2 separate regions of the Homo sapiens genome follow, and region 1 is linked to region 2. Evidence: chromatin loops called from intact Hi-C (ENCODE). Cell type or tissue: PC-3. All regions are shown on one strand.

What was found. Hi-C counts contacts between places; a loop is a spot of excess contacts. Peaks named below come from ENCODE experiments on the same cell type or tissue, not always from the same donor. Only the 100,000 strongest peaks of a DNase experiment are listed, where the experiment ranks them.
Region 1: it touches region 2 in a loop (3-fold over the local background); 8 of 110 quality-filtered maps call a loop at or near these places.

Annotation. Positions count from the first base shown.
Region 1 is chr12:105,099,997-105,102,496 of GRCh38, reverse strand. It overlaps LOC414300 (a long non-coding RNA gene), which reads left to right. Exons shown (of 2, transcript NR_121211.1): 2 at 1-25. Among named protein-coding and RNA genes, the nearest start is that of WASHC4, 6.5 kb to the left of the region's middle. In PC-3, a CTCF peak has its summit at 1,292 (motif pointing right); a DNase peak (open chromatin) is centred at 1,726.
Region 2 is chr12:104,218,708-104,221,207 of GRCh38, reverse strand. All of the region lies in intron 1 of TXNRD1 (thioredoxin reductase 1), which reads right to left. Among named protein-coding and RNA genes, the nearest start is that of TXNRD1, 4.2 kb to the right of the region's middle. RefSeq lists a cis regulatory region at 1,685-1,695 and an enhancer at 1,618-1,762. In PC-3, no CTCF peak of the experiment used is centred here; DNase peaks (open chromatin) are centred at 1,007, 1,647 and 2,167; H3K4me3 peaks cover 615 bases; H3K27ac peaks cover 2,500 bases.

The sequences.
Region 1 (2,500 bases), 880 kb before region 2:
CTCCAATGCCTTCAAAAAGGATTTTAGCAAAAAAAGCAAAAATGGAAAAATTGGATAACATCAAACTTAAAAACTTCTGCATGTTAAAGTAAATAATCAACACAGTGAAAAAGCAAGCTATGGAATGGGAGAAAACAATTGCAAATCATATGTCTGATAAGGGATTGATTTCCACAATATGTAGAGAACTCTTACAACTCAACAACAACAAAACAATTTAAAAATTGGGCAAAGGATCTGAATAGACATTTCTCCAAAGAAGATATACAAATGGCCAAGAAGCATATGAAAAGATGTTCAACATCACTGTTAGAGAAGTGCAAATCAAAATCACAATGAGGTATTACCTCACACCCATTAGGATGGCCACTATCAATAAAACAAAAAATAACAAGTATTGGCAAGGATGTGGAGAAATTGGAACGCTTGTGCACTGCTGGTGGGACTGTAAGATGATGCAGTTGGTATGAAAAACAGTATGGAGGTTCCTTAAAAACCAAACATAGAATTACAGTATGATCCAACAATCCCTCTCCTGGGTATATATCTAAAAACAGGCTGGGCATGGTGGCTCATGCCTGTAATTCCAGCACTTTGGGAGGCCAAGGTGGGTGGATCAGTTGAGGTCAGGAGTTTGAGACCAGCCTGGCCAACATGGTGAAATCCCGTCTCTACTTAAAATGGAAAAATTAGCCAGGTGTGGTGGTACACACCTGTAATTCCAGCTACTCGGGAGACTGAGGCAGGAAAATTGCTTGAACCTAGGAGGCAGAAGTTGCAGTGATTGGAGACCACGCCATTGCACTGCAGCCTGGGCAACAAGAGCGAAACTCTGTCTCAAAAAAACAAACAAGAAACATGGAAAGCAGGATCTCAAGGAGATATTTGCACACTCATATTCACTGCAGCATTAATCACAATAGCCAAGAGGCAGAAGCAGTCCAAATGTCCATAGAGGAATGAATGGATTTTTTAAAATGTGATATATATATATATGTATGTATGTATGTATGTATGTATGTATGTATGTGATGGGGTGCAGGAAATACTACCCCAGCAGCTTCCAATTGTGCTTACAATAATATAGTCTCCCACTTGTCTGTATGCTCTATAAACATCTAAACCTTATCTCTTTGATACAGTTCAGTGCCAAGTATAATGCTAGGTACATAGATGATAAACATGTATTTGTTGAATGAGTGAACCAATAATTGTCATTTTTTTCAAGTGCTCTGTAGTAAATACTCAGTTTACAGGAAAAGTATTTCCTAATAGTTCTTCAACAGATGGCACTGTTTGTTAAGGAATCTAAAGATAAAAGAAATCATGTAATAAATGGCTTTTTTAGTTGTTCATTTCTTCAACCAGTATTTAATCAGGACTTTCTCTGTTTGGTATGTCACAGTGACCAAAACTCTTCAAAGAGCCCAATTGTCTGGTAAGTGAAATTTTTCAGATGTTTTAACTTAGGGGTCAGCAAAGTACAGACAGCAGATCAGTAAATAAAGTAAAACTTTACTTACTTTTGTAAATAAAATATCAGACTACAGCCATGCCCATTAATTTACATATTTTACATTAAACATAATTTACATTTGTGTTTCATCTATGGCTGCTTCACACTAAAATGGCAGTTGGGTAGTTATAGCAGCAATCATATGGCCCACAAGCCTAAAATATTTGTCACTTGGCCCTTTAAGAAAAAGTTTGTCAGCTGGGCATGGTGACTCACTCCTGTAATCCTAGCAGTTTGGAAAGCTAAAATGAAAGGGTAGCTTGAGCCCAGGAGTTCAAGAACAGTCTGGGCAACATAATGAGACTTGGTCTCTAAAAAAATTTGTTTTAATTAGCTGGGTGTGGTGGCATGCACCTATAGCCCCAGCTACTTAGGAGGCTGAGGCGGGAGGATCGCTCGAGCTCAGGAGTTCAAGGATGCAGTGAGCTGTGATTGCACCAGTGTACTCTACCCTCGGCAACAGAGTGAGACCCTGTCAAAAAAAGAAAAAAAAAAGAAAAAAAGAGGAAAAAAAGAAAGAAAGAAAGAACGAAAGAAGAAAGAGGAAGGAAGGAAAAGGAAGGAAAGAGAGGAAGGAAGGAGAAAAAGAAAAAAGGAAAGAAAGAAAAAGAAAAGAGAAAGAAAGAAGGAAAGAAGGAGAAAGAGGAAGGAAGGAAAGGTAGGAAGTTTGCTGATTTATCTGAACTCTAAAAGCAAAATAATATAAAAAAATTTTTTGCTGGCTTGACGCAGTAGCTCATGCCTATAATCCCAGCACTTTGGGAGGCCGAGGCTGGTGGATCATGAGGTCAAGAGTTTGAGACCATCCTGGCCAACATGGTGAAACCCCATCTCTACTAAAAATACAAAAATTAGCTGGGCGTGGTGGTGCGTGCCTGTAGTCCCAGCTACTCAGGAGGCTGAAGCAGGAAAATCACTTGAACCTGGGAGACGGAGGTTGCAGTGAGTCAAGATTGTGCCATTGTACTCCAGCCTGGGGACAGA
Region 2 (2,500 bases):
CACTGCAGCCTCGACCTCCCACGCTCATGCGATCCTCCCACCTTAACCTCCTGAGCAGGTGTGACTAACAGGCGCACGCCACCATGCCCAGCTATTTGTTTTTGCAGAGACTGAGGCTCACTTTGTTGCCCAGGCTGGTCTTGAACTCCTGGTGTCAAGCAATCCTCCCAGCTGGGCCTCCCAAAGTGCCAGGAATACAGGCATGAGCCACCACAACCAGCCAGATAGTTTGTTTTTAACATCAAAGAGTGATTTGTGATAGTCATTTATAGTTATATACATGTAGACTAGTTTCTACCAGCAAAGTAATGCTCAGAGCTAGAAAGTAGGATATAAGGAATATTCATGAAATATTCCCTGATGTTTTATGAAGGTAAAGAAAAGGCATTAACAGATTAATTCCTTCTTTTGAGTTCTTTCAAGGATTTAATCCAACTGTAAATCTAAAATACCGCCTCCCCCCCACCGTTTTTTTTTTTTTGGAGACGGAGTTTCGTTCTCATCACCCAGGCTGGAGTGCAATGGCACGACCTCAGCTCACTGCAACCTCTGCCTCCTGGATTAAAGCAATTCTCCTGCCTCAGCCTCCTGAGTAGCTGGGATTACAGGTGTGTGCTACCACGCCCAGCTAATTTTGTATTTTTTTAGTAGAGATGGGGTTTCACCATGTTGGCCAGACTGGTCTCGAACTCCTGACCTCAGATGATCCACCCGCCTTGGCCTCCCAAAGTGCTGGGATTACAGGCATGATCTACCGCACCTGGCCTAAAATACACTTTTTAAAAAAGCTAATTTAAAAGCTTTAAATACTCAGTACACATTAATACAAAGAGTAAACATTCAAATGTGAAAATCCAAATAATGAGTAATGACTTTAAATTACCTGGTTAAAATCAACAAAAAGCAAGATTACTCTACAATTATCTAGCGCATCGTGTAATACTAACTTCTGATTGCAGATTGCATGACTGCATGTCAGTCACGATCTTTGGTTCCATTCCAAAGCTTTCAATTTCCTCTTGGGGCATCTGACTCACCCTTATCAGCCTCAGTGATCTGCAGTAGCAACCTCCACCCCAGCCTCAGCCCCATTGCTAAGGATAGGCACCTCTGCCCAGAAATAGGTGATTTGACGCTGGCCTAAACACCTCACTGCAGTGTTCTCAGGCCTTGGTTCAAATAGAATCACTTGAGACACCAAAAATGAAGCTTCCTTCACTCTGAGGCTGATTTAGTAGGTCTGAAATGGAGAACAGGAAAATGAGTTTTTAATCTACACATTCCCAGCATGTAATTAATTCTCTTGCAGGTGGTCTTAGGACCGCACTTTGAAAAAATACTGTCTCCTCTCCTTACTAGAAGAAGCTGGTCAATGTTAATAGCATTGGCTTTTGGAACATTCCTCACTTATTAAAAAAAAAAAAATTGCCTTTTGCCATATGAGTCATATAAACACATTTACTGATTTGTAGGGCAGTATGCCAAGGACTGTAGGAGATAAGATAGTGAACAAAACACATTCCTGATCCTCAAAAATCCAGCAGGAAAAATGTTTGCAAGCTCATTAAAATAGAATGGAATGTGTGTTACAGAAGAAATACTAAATGCTAAGTGCCAAGATGTTAACTCCCTCTGCCATTCTCCTGAAGTGGTGTGTACCCATCTACTTTTATGATTACACATCATGACACTGCATTTTCTACGCCATTCTTCTCCACGAGACTCTATGTTCAAGGACTGAGATCATGCCTTGTTTATCCCTGAGTTCCCAGTGCCTGATAAATAATAGATGCTCGGTTGAAGAGTCATTCAAGCAAAACCTTCTGCATCATTAAGAAATTAGTTTCTTGAAACTTAACCACATAATTTTAATTTGAGAAGGAACTTAGAGATCATATGGTACTTAAGGAAGGTGGCTTCTAGAGTGTTTGTAGGTGACACACAAAAGAACATTTTTAATGTCAATAGTTATGTATAATATGGGCCTGGTGCAGTATACTTTGGGAGGCTGAGGCAGGAGGATCACTTGAGGCCAGGTGTTCGAGATCAGATGGGGCTGTTGCTTAGTGAGACCTATCTCTACAAAAAATTTAAAATTGAGGCTAGGCATGGTGGTGTGTCCCTGTAATCCTAGCTACTCAGGAAGCTGAGGCAGGAGGATTACTTGAGCCCAGCAGTTCAGTTTCAGTGAGCTATGATTCATGCCACTGCACTCTAATCTAGGCAACAGAGTGAGACCCATCTCTAGAAAAATAATAATCATCATTATGTATATATGTATGTGTATAGAAAAATATCTAGGCTGGGTACAGTGGCTCACACCTGTAATCCCAGCACTCTGGGAGGCCAAGGTGGGAAGATCACTTGAGCCCAGAAGTTTGAGACCAGCCTGGGCAACATGGCAAGACCTCATCTCTACAAAATGTAAAAAAATTAGCTGGGCTTGGTGGCACACTTTACCACACAGGAGGCTGAGGTGGGAGGATTGTTTAAGACCAGG